2 separate regions of the Mus musculus genome follow, and region 2 is linked to region 1. Evidence: chromatin loops called from intact Hi-C (ENCODE). Cell type or tissue: heart. All regions are shown on one strand. Links, peaks and the distances in the headings refer to the core of each region. The heading gives the core; the rest is flanking DNA.

Evidence for each region. Peaks named below come from ENCODE experiments on the same cell type or tissue, not always from the same donor. Only the 100,000 strongest peaks of a DNase experiment are listed, where the experiment ranks them.
Region 2: a loop joins it to region 1, with 2.3 times the contacts of the local background. A loop is called at or near these places in 3 of 42 quality-filtered maps.

Annotation. Positions count from the first base shown.
Region 1 is chr7:90,024,938-90,035,000 of GRCm38, reverse strand. It overlaps E230029C05Rik (RIKEN cDNA E230029C05 gene), which reads right to left and starts at 5,842. Exons shown (of 6, transcript NR_110365.1): 1 at 5,774-5,842. In heart, for the core only: a CTCF peak has its summit at 4,863; DNase peaks (open chromatin) are centred at 900, 4,340, 5,010 and 5,660; H3K4me3 peaks cover 836 bases; H3K27ac peaks cover 2,368 bases.
Region 2 is chr7:90,087,288-90,097,350 of GRCm38, reverse strand. No RefSeq gene overlaps it. Among named protein-coding and RNA genes, the nearest start is that of Gm32164, 29 kb to the right of the region's middle. In heart, for the core only: a CTCF peak has its summit at 5,486; DNase peaks (open chromatin) are centred at 5,400 and 6,170.

The DNA.
Region 1 (10,063 bases), core at 710-8,709:
AAAGTAATTTTACATTTTATTCGTTTGTTTGTTTGTTTTCTGAGACAAGGTTTTTCTGTGTTGCCCTGGCTGTCCCGAAACTCACTCTATAGACCAGGCTGACCTGGAACTCAGAGATTTGCCTGCCTCTGCCTCCTGAGTGCTACGATTAAAGGAGTGTACCATCACTGCTTGGATAAGAAATGTTTTTACATTTTTAAAAGTTGGCTGATGGGGCTAGAGAGATGGCTCAGTGGTTAAGAACACTGACTGCTCTTCCAGAGGTTCAAGATTCAATTCCCCAGCAGCCACATGGTAGATGCATAATGGGATCTGATGCCCTCTTCTGGTGTGACTGAGAAGAGTGACAGTGTACTCACATACATAAAATAAGTACATAAATAAATCTTTAAATTTCTAAAGAAAAAAAAAAGTGGCTGCTAAGATATGTGCCGGAAGTACAGAAAGAAGTAAGATATGTGCTGTAGACAGATGTTCTCGGGCTTGGTGGTGCACACCTTTAATCACAGATGTTCTCATTCTCCTGAGGGAGAAAGGAAGCACATAATTATGGTCCTAGGTGATGCACAGTTAAAGAGGAAAACCCCTGGGTTAGGTGTCCTCCCTGCGTGCCTTCTGTGTGTACTTGTGTGTCTAGACAGGAAAGACAAAGGAGGGAGAACAGGAAAGCCTTGCAGAAGAGGGGAACCTGAGTGGGGAGGCTTGACAGGCAAGAGAAAGATCTGTATGGAGGCAACGAGACTGTCATGTGCTGCATCACCTATGTGTGAGAGGATGGTCACTTTCAGAGATGTGACAAACGTCACGGTGAGCAGGGCTAAAATAAGAGGTAGCATCTGGTGTGGAGTCAGACAGGAAGGGTGGTGAGACCACTGGGCATGAGGCTGGACTAGAGATGAAACTGGGTCACAGGAGCTTCTCTGTGGAACAAGAAGTGAAACAGAAGTGCCCCGCATACACCAGGGCTCAGCGCCGGACTGACTCTATGTCAGCAGTTAGGCTGAGCTGTCGCGTGATTTTGTCTCTGGGAGAAAAGTAATATCTTTATTTTGCAGGACTTTATCTGAGTAATTTTCCCAAGTTCACCTTGAGAAAGTTCATCTTGTTGGGATCCCTGGGAGCAGATCGTGAGAACACAAGTTAAGTGTAGGTAGTTTACTTTGGAGGTGATCCCAGAAAGAAAAAAAAAGAAAAGAAAAGAATCCAGTCAGAAACTAGGAACATGAGGCAGAGAAGAATAAGCTTTGAGTTATTTCCAGCAGGAGAAGCAGCCAGGCCATTTCTTGACAAGGCTTGTTGGAATTGTGGTTTCAGGACTGGGTTTCATGATGTTGACTTTGGCATTCTCAGTTTTCTGGCACAAAAGCCATGCAGGGTGTTCAGGTAGGGTCCCCAGGTGTTCTCACTAAGCTGTCCTCAGCATTTGGGGGTGTAGGCCACAGGCTGTGATAAGACCCTGGCCACATGCAAGGAGCAAGGCAGACAGTATATTTGGCTACACACAGTCTAGCTTGGTTTTTCTATTGATGACTTCCATCATCATTCCAGCAGTATGGGGAGGGCATTGTAGAGCAGCACTTCACATGGTAAGGAGAGACAGGCAGGAAGGGTGCAGGGATATATCGCCAAGGACCTACTTCCGCCAGCTGGGGCTCACCTCCTTTAGTTTTCAGAACATCCCAAAATGGGGACCAGCCATTACTTTGCAAGTAGGGATAGTGAGAAAAGCTGGACTTAACCCTGTGACTCTCCTGCCACCACCTTGAGTACTATCATTACCAGTGTGTTCAAGCAACCTTTTTTTTACTATATGAGCCCTTCCTAAGGACACTTCATATCCAGTGTCATAGCATTCTGCTTTTGCCCCCCTAGGCAGCTAAGATCAGTAAAGCATTTCCCTCTATGACCCTGTGAGAGCAATCTACCCCAAAGGTCTCTCTTTCAAATGAGTTCATAATCTTACAACTTTACACCCTGAAATTTCTGGTGGTTGGGATCTATCCAATCCCTGGCATGCCTTCAAAGTATCTTTTCTATTTTCTCATGCAAAGTGGTATTTTCCTTCTATTCCTCTTCTTTTTCTTGGTATCTTTAAAGGCACTAACCTCTGTAATACCACACCTTTATTTCAACTGCTTCCTTTTCCAGTGAAAACACATTTCTTTCAAACTTTTCTATATGTTTTGCTCCCGAGTCTTGCTGTAAATCTGGCTAAAAGCATCCAATAATAACCGTGCCACATCTTGAATACTCTTCTCTTATGGAATTCCTCCTATTAAATTGGTCTGACACTTTTTAACTTAGTTTACCATTAAGTTTCAGGACATCGACAAAGTAGAGACAAGTTCGTGGCCTGTAGTTCAATTCCCTCCAGAAATTTGTCTCGACTGAATCTTTACTAAGTGCAATCTCTACTGTCCACATCTTCTCCTCCTCCTCTTCCTCCTCTTCCTCCTCTTCCTCCTCCTCCTCCTTATGTGTTGCCGTATTTTGGTTTCATGTTTGTATGTGTACCATTTGCACACCTGGTGCCCATGGAAGGTATTGGATTCCCTGGGATTGGAGTTACAGACAGTTATGAGCCCACTTCCTCTAGAAGAGAAGTCAGTGCTCTAACCTCTATGTCATCTCCCTAGACCTAAGAAGGTCCACATTTCTAATAGCATTCTGGTATTCTGAGCTTCTGAGATTTGTAGGAGACGCCTATAAATCTCTGCTCACAGAGTTTTAGGTTTCTTGTAGTCTACTTCTCCAAACTCTTCTAAAGTACTCTTGCAAACCAGTTTCACAGTGGGTGGATCTTCTCACCTGAATGAATCTAGTCAAGGAAATCCTTCACATCATGCCTAGCAGCTGGTCTCTCAGGTGATTCTAGATCTTGACAATTGAGATTGACTATCACAATAATCATAGAGTACTTTCTCAAAAACACAGTAGGGTTTGTTATCCTGATGAATGACTGATACATAATGGGTGGCTACTGAATATTTGTGGATAGATTTATTAAGTCAATACAAATTAATCATTTAGTATTATTTTGCTATGGAAAGCCTTAGGGTAAATTCAGGAGATTTGGAAATTAGGCAGTTTGGAGGCCTCTCCCATTAGCATGGAGGCTGCAGAGAGATTGTTTGGATTTTCTAAACTTTACTTTCTCAGTCTTCAAACCTTGTTTTATTGCCTGCCTCACCTGCAGCAGTTAGGGGTTTGAGACTGAGTGGGAAAAGATAAAAGTGCAGCAAAGGACTTGGTCATTCCATGTATCTGTTTTGGATTTGTACCAGGAGTAAGTTATGAGTTGACCTTTGGATCCCATTATCTAAGACCAAGTATTTCGGGGTCAACCAAATATATCAGACAAGCCTTTAGTTGCAAATAAAAAAACAAAACAAAAAAAAACAAAACAAAACAAAAACCAAACCAAACCAAAACAAAACCAACCAACCAAAACAAAATTAAAAAGAAAAAACAAAAAACAACCAAAACCCAGAAATTAATTCTGGGTACTGAAATCAAAATAGGGGCCAATTGGGGGCTTATGATGAGGTTCTCAGAAAAGACAGTATGTTTGAATACAGACCAGGAGGCACAGGCAAGATCACACCACAGAAACACAGTAGTTGGAACACTCCTCACACTTCTCTGTGCTGTGCACATCAGTATCACCGCTAGCACACATTCTAAGCTTTCCAAGAGTTTTAGGTCATTCCACTCCAATCGTGAGGTCTTTGGTGAGATTGGGTCTAGTGGTCTAGCTGCCGGTGATGCAGGAGAGTGACTGGCCTCTTCCAATTTCCACAAGTGGAAGACAGAAGACATAGTCTCTCATCCTGTGTCATAAAATACTAGTTTTCCAAGATTCGAGAAGGGAGCTCATAGGCTAAGCAGCTAATAAGAATGCCAGTCCCACCCAAGACAGGATGTAAAGGAAGTGAGATACTGATGAAAACCAGGAAACTCAGAGTAGGAAACGGGAACAATTTATTGACCATCAACACTGACTTGAGACTTTGCTAGGCAGTCTTCGAGGTCTTGGGTACAAAGACATGAGATGCTCAAGATGCTCAGCCAACCAGGAAAAGTCATACTAACCCTGTGCTGAGGAAGAGCTGTAACCAGGCTGCGGCAAAAGACAGTGGAGGCACAGAGCAAAGGATTGCTTCTAGAAATCATACAGTTTCTCGGAAGAGCTTGCACAGGGAGCTAGGTCTTGAAGGATTGCATAGAAAGCAGAGCTGGCTCTGGTATTTGTTAATCTTTCTCATTAGCCAGAATCTGGGTCATGGTATTTCCTGTTCTGTCCTTTCCTGTTGCCACCAACCACAGCACATATGCTATTACAGTTAAGGTCTAAAATTAGCATTATTAGGACCTCAGAGTTATTAGGGTTCTGTTTGTGTCTTCCTTTGCTCCCCCCAAGTTTTGACAATGGCAAAACTTAATGACTGAGCCTGCTGCTTTTGGCTATTTTAGCTGTATGTGTATACTCAGAACCTGCACTTAAATAATAGCCCAGCCAGGGACTGCTAATATGATCTCCCTAAGACCTGATTCCTCAAAGATAAAACAGGAATGAAAAATATTCGCCTCCCAGAGCCACTGTGGGGATTAACTGGGGAGAGTTCCTGGTACTGCCAGCATGTTGGCCACTTGCAGGCTGAGGCAGTTCACATAATCTGCGGGGTGGGGGATGATTCTCTTCCCCACTTTGGCGAGAGGTTTGATGAAGCGGCAGAGGAGTTACAGAAAGAAAATGTCTTCCAGGAAAGCAGAGTCCCAGAGGATGTGCCAAAAATGCAAGACTATTGTAGAGAAGGAGAAGCAGACAGAGGTTTCGTGAGCAATGAGACCCCCTCAACACCGTCCCCAGAGGTAGAACTGAGAGCCCCACTCCTGGGTTGAAGCGATGCTTTTCAATCCTACGAGACTGATTACAAAAACAGCTGCCCCGGCTCCAGGAAGGTTGTCTCTGCTCTTTATAAGGAAAAGATGACGTGCCCAGATGCTGGCCAGGGCAGGCCCCCTTTTCCATCAGGATCTCGGAAAGGTTGAGAACGGAATGTCCACTAAGCAGACATTGTCACACGCTGTCCCTACAACATCTGAGATATGTGCAGGACAGAAGATTGAGGGGCACGGGTGGGGAGCAGCTCCCTGCCCTGTCTGAATAATAAACACAATATCTGAGGGGAATGTGCCACAGGCTGAAGAAATTTAATAAAGGCCAGATCCAGACATAAACACACTGTGTGGCTTGCAACAGACAGTGAAGTGTGTGCCGTGTGAATTGAGTTCTCCTTTCCGAGAGTCCTTGATATAATTTAGGAGCCGCTTCTTGCCAATAAGCCATGATGCTCCCTGCCACTCTGGCCGTCTGCGTAAATTCTGATCATTTGCTCCTGACCCAGCTATCTACTGAGTACTTCACATCCCAGGCATTGGAGGGAGACGTGGACTCTCTGGTCTCATTCTAAGAAAGGAGAGGAAGTTGCTTTGTAAAAACCCAGGCTCTTCCTTTTGCACATCATTTGTGGGAAAGGGTATCTGCCTCTCTTAGCTGCATATGGAGAAAATAATTTCATGCAGAGAAGCTTGGTTCTGGCGTTTGCCAAGCGCCTCATCCATCTGGGGGCAAGCCCAAGACTGCAAGCCGCGCGGAGCAGCAGAACACGTTGCTATGGTAACTTGGCACCACACACCTTTGATCCTTTATGTCAGCCTCCTTCCCAGTCCCCCAACCCAAACCTGCACATTCCCTTTATAAGCAGCATACCTTCTCAGAAGATGGACAGCTTTTCTTCATTCTTACACAGCCAGTTATAAAGACATGTTATAAGGCACTTGGACAAAGGGGTAGTGCTTCCTTTTAAAGGTCAAGGCTCGGCTGGTTTTACTTCCTGATACACAGCCGTGACTGAGACCCATGTTAGCTTATCTTCTATAGAAGACTTAACTTTCAAATCCCTTTCATACATTAGTGGACTTTATCACCATGCTGTTTTAACCTCAGGCTTAAACAACCCTAAAAGACAAGAAAATGAGCCCATTAAACATTCTGTGCCCAGAAGCACCCATGTAAGGTAGAGCTAATTTTCCTGCTTTGCAAATGGGAAAATAGTATGAAACGGTCAGTGAGCAGTGGCAAGAGGAACGGTGAACGGGTGAGATGGGTCCGTGGATAAAGGTGCTTGCTAAGCCTAATGACCTGAGTTTGATGCTTGGGACCTGCATCATGAACTTCTGAACTTTGTTCTCTGACCTCAACAGGCATGCTATGGCATGCATGCACCTTTGCATACAAATAAATATAAAAATATTTCTTTTGAAAAAGATGAGGAAGCCGGGCGTGGTGGCGCACGCCTTTAATCCCAGCACTCGGGAGGCAGAGGCAGGTGAATCTCTTGAGTTCGAGGCCAGCCTGGTCTACAAAGTGAGTTCCAGGACAGCCAGGGCTATACAGAGAAACCCTGTCTCGAAAAACCAAAAAAAAAAAAAAAAAAAAAGAAAAAGAAAAAGATGAGGAACGGAACCAGGTTTCTGAACTCCAAATTTTATGCACTGCTCTTATATCTCACCTGATGTTCAGTCGCTTTCAGCCTTCATTATTTTACAAATAATAATAATAATAACAATAACAACAATAATAATACAGATGCATTCAAAGCAACAGCCAGGTTGTGTTTTTCTTTCTTCCTTTCTTTCTTCCTTTCTTTTCTGTCTGTGTGTATGTCTGTCTGTCTTTCTTTTTGGTTTGTGAGACAGGGTTTCTCTGTGTAGCCCTGGCTGTCCTAGAACTTGCTTTGTAGACTAGACTAGTCTCAAACTCACAGAGATCTGCCTGACCCTGTACCCCGCATGCTTTGGTTTCTTAAAAATAGCTTTATCAGCCAGGCTTGGTGGCACAAACTCCAGCACCAAGAAAGAAGAGGGCATCTACCCATTGAGCCAGCACTGCTGGGACATGTTGGTAATCCCAGCACTAGGGAGACAGGCAAGAGGATCTCCAAAATTTCCATGTCAGCATGAGTGACATAGTGAGTTTGAGGCAAGCCTGGGTGACTTAGCAAGCCTCTGGCTCAAAAAAAAAAAAAAAAAAAAAAAAAAAATATATATATATATATATATACATATATGTGTGTGTGTGTGTGTGTGTGTGTGTGTGTGTGTATTTTACACCGCTTACAAATGTACAATGCAATGATTTTTAAAGTTTGTAAGGTGAGGAATATACTGGGGTAACTCACATGCTCTGCAGTCTTGCCCACTTGAAGCCTGTGCTCCCATCATTTTCAGCACATCATATCAGAGTTGTACAACTATCACCACAAAAAGAAGCCAAAGATCTTTTAGCTGTTACTCCCAGCCAATTGTCCCATACTCACTTCTATGCCCAACCATAAGCAACCACTAGTACACTTTACATCCCTAAAAATTGTCCCCATTCTGGGCACTTAATATTAATGGGTATATACCTACATACACATAATATATAGTTATGTATTAATATATATTTATGTGTTTATATATAGTATATAATTATATGTTAATATGTATATTGTATGTGTATATGTTTCTTCATGACTGCTTTTTTACTAAACATAATGATGCTTTCAAAGTTCATCCGTGTTCGGATGTGATGCATGTAATATATGTATGAGACATGTCTTACATTTCTCCACTCACTCATCAGTTAGTGGGCGTGTGGGTTGTTATCTTTTATTATGTTTAGAAATATTGCTATGAATGTTTGTATATCGGTTTTTTGTGGAGTTGTAGTTTTCAACTTGCATTTATGCATAGAAATGGCATAGCTGCACCAAATACCATGATGTTTCCCAGGATAATGTCACCATTTTACATCCTACTAAGAAAGCTTACAAATTCCAGTTTCTGCACACTGTTGACAGGATTTGGTGTGATTCCATTTTTTAATTTTTGCTTCATTTTATTTCACAGTTGTATTTCCATGTCCACATGATTATCGGGTTTTTTTGTTTTTTGGGTTTTTTTGGTTACAAAGTGTTCTGAGTCAGTTGGTGTGCCGTTGTTTAATCGTAGCTTTAAAGCTGGGGCTTTGGATACTGTCCAGTTTCAAACTGTTATAAACCATAGGAGCTGAATTATTCCCATTTACTGCTTTCTGCTCTTAGTCTCTTTCCTTGATGTAGGTTCCAAAGCAAACAACGGATACCCAGGTTTGATACGGCTTCTCTGATTACTCTGCACAAAAGTGGTCTGTACTTAAGATGCCACCAGTAGCGTTGGTGCCCGCCTCTATCCCTGGAGCCTCTGTTAACATAAGGCTTTGCCTCCTTATTGTGAGCACTAATAATGCAGGTGTATTGTATAAAAGACCTGTAGGTTGCTTTGATTTGTCTTTCTTTCGCTGTGGGAGACTTACAACATTTAACGGCCATCAGATAGCCCAGTTGAGTCACTGAGCCAAATAATCCAGGAGGTACAGGAAGATCCAGGGATCAAAGGAAAAAAACAGGTGAAGAAGTTGCAAGAGATTCCCTGGGTGCACATGAATGGGTCAGTTCTACTGGATGGCTAGCTGTGGATGAAGAGGGTCTGCTGCGAAGGATGTTGAACTGTCTAGAGACACATCCTTCTCCGACACCTGCTTCATTCGGGTTTTGCTTCTCCCTCCCTGGCCAAACCTTCTCCTTTCCTTTGAGATTTTTCCCATCACTTCCTTCTTTGGCATTGGTATTCTTTAGAATTCCATTCCTGACTTCTTAATATTTCGACATCCTCTGTGATCCTGCTCTTTCTGAGGAAGTACTGATTCTAGGGAAATTCCAGACGCTTTCATATATTTATCTCAAGCTCAGAATTTCCTCCCTGAGACCCAGTTCCAACTATCTAATTTACTGAACATCTCCACAGGAACTCCTCTGGGTACTTCAAGTCCAGTGTTTCCCCTTAGGCCTCCCTTTTTTTTTTTTTTTTTCCATATGCTCTGCCTTTATGATGACAGCAATGTGGGCCCCATCTCTTCAAGCCAGAAAATCATTCCAAACTCTCCCTTACACCAAATGTCCCTAACGGTATATGGGTTCTTCTCCAAAGCCTACTATATGAGTTTTATTTGTGTTTTCATTAACTGAAGCATGCATTAGAGTTGTATTGTCACTTTAGGAAGGAAAATAAAGAAAAAAGAAAAAGAAAACAAAATAAAAATGAACAGGGTGAATATGTACATAGAATGAAGGTATACTCAGTGTGGAAGGGCAGCCTTCATGGCAACTGTACAGACAGAAATGGGATTTTCCTGGCCTTTCTCTTAAGCAGTGGTTCTCAACCTTCCTAATGCTGTGACTCTTTAGCACAGTTCCTCATGGTGTGGTGACCTTCAACCATAACATTACTTATGTCGCTACTTCAGAACTGTAATTTTGTGAATGTTATAAAATGTAATCTAGCTCTCTGTGTTTTCTGATGGTCTCAGGCCACCCCTGAGTATGGGTCATTTGCCCCATGAAGAGGTCACGAGAACCATTGCTCTAAAGTATCTACATCAAATGTGACTTGTCTCTAACATTGTTGACCCTCATGGTTCAAAATGTCTGGGACAGCCTGAAGAGCAGCACAGGGTTAAGAAAGTGTGTGTGTGGTGGTGGTAGTGGTGGGGGGTGTTGTTGACTGAGCTGCTGATGCAAGAATAGCTACGGAGAATGATCCTTGTGTATTAGAGACTTTTACCAAAAGGAAAGAGCTGATATGAGACGGATAATCTTTCTAGACGCTGCTTGCCACATTGCTATAACCTCTGACCCAGTCTTTCTGCTCCTAGTCTTATCTTTCACCAACTCATTGTGATGACTAAAGTTCTGTTTTAAGTTTCATTGATGTGCTTAAGAGATTTACAAGACAAAAATGCCTCTAGCGCACTGGCATTCAACCTGTGGTCCCAACCCCTTTGTAAGGCAAATGACCCTTTCACAGAAGTCCGCAGAGGACCATCTACATATCAGATATTTACATTACAATTCATAACTGTAGCGAAATTACAGTTTGTGAAGTAGCAATGAAAACCATGTTATGGTTGAGGATAACC
Region 2 (10,063 bases), core at 708-8,707, 62 kb before region 1:
GCTGCTGAGATGGATTTGGAAGAAAAGAAGTGGTTTAGGTACCTGGGGATCTGCCCAGGCAGGAGATGTGCATGACAAATCCAAAGTCGCATTGCTTACAAATGCCTATCAAGATCATCACTACTTTGGAGCTGTTATGAGAAACTTATTGTCCTCATTAATCTGCCATTCCTCACCCAGAAGCAAAGAGGTTTGTAGCCGCGTTGGGTACTCCGTGTTTATAAAACAGTCTTGTAACTTCTGATCACACAGCTTGCTGCTGAGACGGAGCCTTCTCACTACCTGCTCATGGGCAGTACATTTAGGCTGAATGTGTTTTGTTTTGTTTTGTTTCCTTTCCTTTCCTTTTGTTCGAGGCAAAGGCAGCTATCACTCAGAGGGTTCTAGAGCCAGACTGAATCACAGACCTTGTTGGCAGGTAGCTGTGTTTGGGATTCACCTGCCCACCTGTCACTTTCTCCTCATTCAACAGAAAGCAACAAGAGGGGGCTGTCACAGAATCCCAGGCTGCCAGTGAAAGCCATCTCATTTGCCTGTGGTCCAGGCTGCCAGTGAAAACCATCTAATTTGCCTGTGGTCCTGGTCAAGCTGTTCTCTGACCTTCAGCTTTCTTCCGTGTACCTTTCCCATCTCACAGGACTGGCAAGGACCAGAAGCAAGAATCTAAGGTGACATGCTCTTAAAATTGGAAGTAGCTACTAACTAAAGGGTTCATGGCTTTAGAGAATGCCTCAAGCATTATAATTATTTACAATGTGACTTTCAATCAAAACCTTTCAATATTTTAGAAACACCATATAAAAAGAACAAGTATTTGGTTTGAAGAGAGGTAGTATATTAATTTATGTTTCTTTCTGTAAAAAAAAAAAGTAAAATGCAACATTAAATAAGACAAAAAACTAGAGATCTAGTTACCTCTGTACTTAGCATTGTCAAAGAACAGAAAAGACAAATTTTCAACTAAAAGCACTTCATTGAAAAACAGAATCAAAAGACCATTGCCAAAATTACACTCTATATACAACAAGTTTATCTCTATTTAGTTATTTATTTTAAATTAAGATCTCGTTCTGAAGCCCAGGCTCACGTGAGACTCATGATGTAGCCTGTGCTGGCCTCAGTCTGACAGCCACTTCTCCTGCCTCAGCTACCAATTGTTGGGATTACAGATGTGAGCCAAGCTTATGCCAAATTCCCAACTGCCTCACCGGCAGGGATTTCTCTGTGTATCCAAGATGATCCTTCTAAAAGTCTGGACCTAGTTTTCATTATGCAGACAACCCAGCCACAGAAGCCAAGCCGTATTTTAAGACTGCAGTATTTACTAATGGATGTCTGGCTAGAAACAGTGTTGGCAGAATCCTGGCAGAGGCGTCAACTCTCTCTAATGATGTGGAACTGGGCTGCATAATTATGTCCACTTGGATTAAGTCTAGTCAAGACTGTCATGTTTTGCAATGGAACCAGAAACAAGCACCCGCCCTGTGCCACAGTGCTGGGATTTTCCTACAATGACATCAGAACATGAGAACTTGTTCAAACATTCCCAAAATCTTCACTCTAGCCATTTATTTCATTTTGGGGCTTTCTTTGGGGAAAAAAAAACTGGCTTCAGATAACATTTTTGTTTTATAGAACACTTTGGTCTAAGGATGGTATATTCCATAAATATGATCCCAGATCAGAGAAAAAAAGTGCTTTGGAAAGAAATGCTCTGTACTCTTCTTGAAGATATATTAACACATTCTTAATATAGAAGGACACTCCATCTCACACGTACCTCCTGCTCCAGAAAAAACAATTGCCCATTTTGCATTGTTGATTTCCTTTCTAGATGTTTCTGAGATTTCAAGCATCCATGTTTCTTTGTCACTAAGGAATAAATACAAGGGCTGGGAAGAAGGACCTGTAAAGTACTTGCCACACTTATGAGGACCTGAACATGATCCTGTCAGTGACCACAGAACAAGCTACAGAGCTGGACACAGCCTCGGTCGGGGGCCTTTGATCCTAGCACTGAGAGAGAAGCTGGAGACATGAGGAAGTTCACCGGAGTTAGCCGGCTAGCTGGGATGGCTGAATAAGTGAGCTCCGGGATCAAGGTCTCATCAGATAATAATTGTGTTTTTATTAGAGCTGGGACATTGACATTTGAATATCTGCATTTGAAAAGCTCTAGTCCTGCCAAGGTTTCTATAATGCATCTCCCTTTCAAAATAAGTGGTGACTGCCCTCTGGCAGGTAGGGGGTAAAGACCAATTAGGAAAAACACTGGACACCAACTTCTGGAGAGAGAGAGAGACAGAGACAGAGAGAGACAGAGACAGAGAGAGACAGAGACAGATAGAGACAGAGACAGAGAGAGACAGAGAGAGAACCACAAAAGGGGAGAGGGGATGAGGGGATGAGAACACTCATGTGGTTGCCTGGACACGGTTACTGTATGTGTTAGCTAGCTTAATGTCAACTTGCCCCAATCTATGGTCATTTTAGAAGAGGGAACCTCAACTGAGAGAATGCCCCCAACCAGATTGTCTCGTGGGTAAGTCTGAAGTGCATTTTTGGCTGATCTGGCTCACTGTGGGCGGTGCCATCGCTGAGCTGTAGTCCTAGATGCTACAAGAATGCAGACTGAGCAAACCATGTGAATAAGCTAGCATTCAGCACTCCTCCCGGGCCTCTGCTCTAGTTCCTGCCTCCAGTTTCCTGCCTTGAGTTCCTGTCCTGATTTCCTTAAATGATGGGCTCTGACCTGAGAGCTACAGACTGAAATACAGCTCCTTCCTCCCCGAGCTGCTTTTGATCCTGGTGTTTTTATCACAACAATAGGAACTCCAACTAAGGCTTCTGTGTCAGACTCCTGGAAAAACATATTTCTGTCTACTAAAAGAGTTAAATTGTAAATTCAGATATGTGGAAAAGCATTTGATTTTATTTGAATTCAAGTCATGCATGCAGCCTTAGGAAATGAAAATTAATAAAGCATTAGGCAAGGAAAGTGAAGAACAGCAAGCCTTTCAAATGGAAATCCCTAGAATAAGGGACTAACTCTTATTATTATATTAACACTATTCAGGATTGAAAATGTTGATAGTATTGTCAGATTTCTTACCCTTCTGCCTAGTTTCCAGGCCTCTGAAAGATGCGACATCACAGACTTCCGAAGTGGACTATGAAGTGAGGATGCTGAAGAAATATATTTTTGTAGATTGCTACTAAACAGTATCTTTATCCTGTACTAATTTAATGCCAATGCACATGAAACATTTTAAATATTTGGATATGTTAGAACTATTCATGATCTGAACCCAAATATTATGACTGTTTCAAGTGAATTGGAATTTTTATCTGAAGCAAGAACAACTCTGTCTCCCTCACTTCCTCACCTCTCCCCCTCTGAGACAGGAAGCACGCAGCATAGGCTAGCCTCAAAGTCATCCTGCAATTTTAACTTTCTGAGACTACTGGGATGTTAGGCACGTGGCACATACCTGCCTTCCTTTCTTTATTTTTATCTTATTTTATTTTGGAATTTTTGAAGCAGGCTCTCATGCTGCCTAGGCTGACTTCATATAGGATTTGTGGTCAAGGCTGACCTTGACCTCCTTATCCTTCTCCCTCACTTCCTAGGAACCAGCTCCTTTCGTTCATGCACCCTTTCTCCCATTCTAATGCCTTCTGGTGCTCCCTATCTAACTATGGCGATCTTACACTGGGGAGGGAAGGTTCAGGAAGCAATGTGCCAACATGCTTCTGTGGTGACATTCAACGAAATTATATTCTTGCAAGCAAGATGCTGTGCTGCTGCTACACACACACACACACACACACACACACACACAGACACACATACAGACACACACACACAGACACACATACAGACACACACACACACACACACACACACACACACACACACACGACACTCTTGCCTTAGCTATTGTTGCAGAGGCAGCAGGAGCTTAGCCCTGCTGAGCATCATGGTACACAGCTGTAATCTGAGTTCAGGAGAGAATCAATTTGAAGCCAGCATGGGCTATAATAGAACCTTGGTCTCAAATAAGGAAAAAGCTATTCATTTACTCTTTAACACTGTCTAGGTTAATACATACCCTTTACTTTTCAACATGGTCAATGTTTATATAAACCTTTTAATTTTTAACATTACCAAAGTTAATATAATCCTCTAGTGCTTTTCAGCTGATCAAACACAGGAATGACCACTATGAAGTAGTTGTATCAGTAGATTTTCCAGTCAGTAGCCAGTACATTTCACTGAGTATGATATACTGATAACTTCATTTAGTTGCAAAGCTTCTTTTGGCAAACAAACTTGTATCAAATTGTACGTTATATTGACAGCTCCCTGTAGACCACTGCCCAGAATCTCAGGTTTCATTCCATCTTTTTCTGACCTGTTCTTTCTGTATCTCCCCTGGGTTTCATTCCCTGGATGCGTCCTGTCTGCCTCTCGCTCCCTGTCTGTCTCTGTGTATATCTGTGCCTCTCCCCTCCCCCTTTTCTTACTCTCTCCCTCTCACCTAATGAAGAAAAGCCACAACCCGCTCTTCTGATGCCCTTCCATCTGGGTTATTCCCCTAGGTTTTAGTAATCCTGAGGCTTAGGACACCTCCCTAAAATGATGCTTGAGAGAATAAAACAAGAGCTGATCCAAAGCCATTTCTGGCTGCCAGCATTAGTGCACTCGTGCAGGAAGAAATTCTGAGACCCAAATTCAGAACATTCCAATTTCACGTACAATGCTTCGTATGTATTCTTTACATATGTTTCAGATCATTGTGAAACCCTGTTTCTTTATATTTTTAAATGTTATTTCTGAGAAACCCAGATTCTTTTTATCTTGTTTACTTAGAGTTTTTCAAGTGACTAGAAAACTGACTTGAACTGGCTTGTGTAGCTAAGTAGAGTATATTTGTGTGGTTTCGTAGAGTAACCTTGACTAATTAAGATGCAACACATAACCTCTCAATGTTTTAACCCAGCAGAAACAAATTGAATCAGTCTTAAGTGTCTCCCACTTTAGAAAGACCAACCACTCCCTGAATGTATGGCTTGACTTTCTTCTCTACTTCGGGGACTGTCTCAAAATCTCCAAGTCACTCTGTCACCCACCCAACCCTCTCTCAAGTCTGTGTGGGTCTCCTTTAAAAACTCCTGCATGGACAGAAATGTTTTCCCTTGACAAACCTGGCTGGTATTTTCAAGAACAGCTTTTACTAAACATGAGGGGAAACAGAAAAGAAATAATTACAGAAAACATACAGAGTATAAAAATAGCCATGTTCCCAACTGTAGGTTTCTGCTTCTAAAAATCACAGTGGAAACAGGAAAGTTTTGCTGGGCAGTGAGCTCTTCAGCCTTGGGCAGCCACACCCCTTCATTTCCCCTGAGTCCTGTCAGGACGCCTCCTCCCACCAGGACCTCTGCCTGCTCTGAGCCCCACCATCTTAAGCCACTAGCTTAAATTCTTGAACCCATATCTCAAACGGGAAAAAATTTTTTAAGAACTTTAAAAACAAGTACTCTCCTAATACAGAACTCACAAAGAACTTTTTGTTTGTTTGTTTGTTTGGTTGGTTTTTGTTTTTTGTTTTTTTGAGACAGGGTTTCTCTGTGTAGCCCTGGCTGTCCTGGAACTCACTCTATAGACCAGGCTGGCCTTGAACTCAGAAATCCGCCTGCCTCTGCCTTTCCAGTGCTGGGATTAAAGGCATGCGCCACCACTGCCCAGCTGCAAATTTAAAAATTTAAAACCGGTAAGCTTTAAGTATCAGCCCCTCTAAATATCAGCATAAATCACACAGTAAATTCTAGGATTTATTCCCAGAAGGATAAAGGTACTGTACAGTGGTGGGTAGGGTCATGTGTTTTAAATAATTTGGTAGTGCTGTGTTAAGGTAATGTGTATAATTTTCTTCACTATATAACTTTTAAAGCCTCTTCATGTGTGCAACAAATATTTATTGAGCACCTGTAATGTGCTTGATATGAGGAAACCTCAATAAAAGATGGACAAGATAGCTAGAATGTCAGCCCTGGCCTTGTAGAATTTCCACCACATGTGATTAACAAGAAAACTTGATCATTTCAAATACTGATGTGGATTGTGAAGCCTTTAAGCCGTGATGTTGCCAAGATTTGCTGGAAGTGGCAAGTCCAAAGCCTTGGCAGGAAGAAGTCTGACGTGTTGGAGAAAGAGAAAGGAACCTTTGTGTCTACAGCTGAGTAACCAGGGATGAACGTAAGGAAGATGAGATTTGATCTCAGAGACGTAGCAATGTGCAGGGGGAATCTTCTTGAAAAGTTCTGACATAAGACCATTTGAAAAAGAAAAATTCTCCATCAAAATTCCAACTCAATTCCTCAAAGAATTAGAAAGGCCAATCTGCAAATTCATCTGGAATAACAAAAAACCTAGGATAGAAAAATTCTCTTAGTTGATCTGTGAGAAGGGAATTTAGGGGCCAAGGTTTTAATGACAATGGTTAAGACAGTCTCACAGTAAGTAGTTTATCTGAGAAGTGATGATTGATGTGTTTGTGTTTACCTTTGTGTTTGTGGATGGCTCTGGCAGGTCCTCGAGGGGTAGGGGCAGAAGGATTCTTCCTAAGGGTACTGTGGTAAATGAGGGGGCAGGGCAGTGATGACTTCTTGCTATGGTAGCGGTATTGGCCAAGCTTGGACAGAGTAGGGAGGCTTAAAGGATAAAGACACGTTATTTATTTAAGTTCAAGATAACTACACAAATAAGAGGTTTTAACACACACACACGAGAAAGAGAGAGAGGCAGAGAGAGAGAGAGAGAGAGAGAGAGAGAGAGAGAGAGAGATTCCTAAAGCTGCCTCAGATCCCAGTAACCTCCTAGCACCAGATGAGTGCCCTTTCAATAATTCCTTGATATGTGGTTTTTTTACTTACAGACTTCTGAGTAGTTTCTAGCACTTAAAACTAAACAACTTCTCACTAGAAAATTGGGGGCAGAGGGGTAAAATCAATATAAACTCCTTACAGTAATCAAAGGTGTTCTGGTAATAGTATGTGCAGGTAGGCATACTCATATGTCAGTATCCGAAAAGTTACAGAAAAAAAAAAAAAAAAAAACAACAACAACAAAAAAAGAGGTCAACTATTTCTCTGTCTTGGGAGCATCAGCCTTCCTCCACCACCCAAATATCTATGGCAAATATGGAGACTGGCAAAAGCTTGCCACTGTGAAGTTATGCTCAGCAAGGCTGTAAAGGAACCGTTCTCACTACCATTGGCCTATGCCTGCTTCCTGGGTTTTGGGCTAGGTCATGAAGGCAGCATTTCACTTAGAAGTGAATGGGCTTTGTGGGAACATTTATCTACAGAGAAAAGACTGCTTAGGTCTCCTTACACAAGTGGTTCTCAACCTTCCTAATTCTGCAACCCTTTAGTACAGTTCCTCATGTTGTGGTGACCCCCACCATAAAATTCTTTTCATTGCTACTTCATAGCTGTAATTGTGCTACCGGTATTAATCATAATGCAAATATCTGTTATGCAGGATATCTGATAGGTGAGCCCTGTGGAAGGGTCATCCCGTCCCCAAAGGGATCATGACCCACAGGCTGAGAACTGCTGCCTAAGAAGCTCATCTGTTTTGCCACAGTGGAGGAGAGCTAGAAAGGAATGAAAAGGATTTCCCAGAGTGTTTTCCTTACAAACGCAGCCCTGTAAGATGCTATGTGGCCAAAGGTTCTAAGGTCATATACATTTGGAGTAGGTTGCCTCCCCCTTCTCCTCTCACAGAGTCAGGATGCACACAAGCATGCAGAAAGTCTCCTTTGTTGGCTCTTAGTGTGTATCAGTGCCTTGAGATTTGACTCTGGGCCTCAGCTACTTCCACACTGAGTAAGCTTCTCCACTTCTATGACTTTACAGTATACTGATGACTTTCCTATTTTGTACCTCAAGCCCTTCTCCTAGGCTGTGGATTTATTTATAATCTCTCTCTCCTCTTTCTACTGCCTAACTCCTCTCCCCTCTCCCTTCATCTTCTCTGCTCCTTGTATTACACACACCTGCACAACCACACAGAGACTCGAGAGCTTTATAATCTTGCTCTCACAGTATCTCTGAGATTGCTCATTGTCTTAGTCAGGGTCTCTATTCCCGCACAAACATCATGACCAAGAAGCAAGTTGGGGAGGAAAGGGTTTATTCGGCTTACACTTCCATACTGCTGTTCATCACCAAGGAAGTCAGGACTGGAACTCAAGCAGGTCAGGAAGCAGGAGCTGATGCAGAGGCCATGGAGGGATGTTCCTTACTGGCTTGCTTCCTCTGGCTTGCTCAGCCTGCTCTCTTATAGAACCCAAGACTACCAGCCCAGAGATGGTCCCACCCACAAGGGGCCTTTCCCCCTTGATCACTAATTGAGAAAATGCCTTAGAGTTGGATCTCATGGAGGCATTTCCTCAACTGAAGCTCCTTTCTCTGTGATAACCCCAGCTGTGTCAAGTTCACACAAAACTAGCCAGTACAATTGACCCCTTGTCAACTTGACACACAAACACATCACTAGTAAGCCTCAACCCTTACATTCTTATTCATCCCCAAGATCTAAACAACTTTAAAAGTCCCACAGTCTTTACATATTCTTAAATTTTCAATCTCTTTAAAATATCCATCTCTTTTAAAATCCAAAGTCTTTTTACAATTAAAAGTCTCTTAACTGTGGGCTCCACTAAAACAGTTTCTTCCTTCAAGAGGGAAAATATCAGGGCACAGTCACAATCAAAAGCAAAAGTCAATCTCCAACCGTCCAATGTCTGGGATCCAACTTACGATCTTCTGGGCTCCTCCAAGGGCTTGGGTCACTTCTTCAGCCATGCCCTTTGTAGCACACGCGTCATCCTCTAGGCTCCAGATGCCTGTACTCCACTGCTGCTGCTGCTCTTGGTGGTCATCTCATGGTACTGGCATCTCCAAAACACTGCATGACCCCTTCAGTCCTGGGCCATCAATTGCAACTGAGGCTGCACTTTCACCAATGGCCTTCCATGGCCTCTCACAGTGCCAAGCCTCAGTTGCTCTGCTCAACTCCTTCATGCCTTCAAAACCAGTACCACCTGGGTGACCCTTACACATTACCAAGTCCAGCCACAGCACAAGGTACAACTTTGGCTATATCTGGAACACAGCCACTGTGCTCTCAGAAAACACTTCCCAGAAGATGTCACCTCAATGATGCTGGTCTCTTCTTAATCACCGCTAATTTCTTAGCTCCAGCTAACCAGCATCAATAGTCCCAGTAATGCAAAGTTTTTGCTTTAGTAGTTCTGGTATCTTGTTAATCACAGCTGATTCTTCAGCCCCAGCTAACCAGAACTACAGAATCTTCACAATCAAAACAGCAATGGCCCTGAAAAGAGTCTTTAATTTTCCCTCTGAAATTTCACAAGCCAGGCCTCCATCTTCTGCACTGTTCTCAACATTATCTTCCAAGCTCCTACAAAACATCTGACAGAGCTCTTAACAACGAATGGATCTTTAAGCCCAAAGTTCCAAAGTCCTTCCACAGACCTCCCCAAAACATGGTCAGGTTGTCACAGGAATACCCCACTCTGCTGGTACCAATTTGCCTTAGTCAGGGTTTCTATTCCTGCACAAACATCATGACCAAGAAGCAAGTTGGGGAGGAAAGGGTTTATTCGGCTTATACTTCCATACTGCTGTTCATCACCAAGGAAGTCAGGACTGGAACTCAAGCTGTTCATCACCAAGGAAGTCAGGACTGGAACTCAAGCAGGTCAGAAAGCAGGAGCTGATGCAGAGGCCATGGAGGAATGTTCTTTACTGGCTTGCCTACCCTGGCTTGCTCAGCCTGCTTTCTTATAGAACCCAAGACTACCAGCCCAGAGATGGTCCCACCCACAAGGGGCCTTTCCTCCTTGATCACTAATTGAGAAAATGCCTTAGAGTTGGATCTCATGGAGGCATTTCCTCAACTGAAGCTCCTTTCTCTGTGATAACCCCAGCTGTGTCAAGTTCACACAAAACTAGCCAGTACACTCAT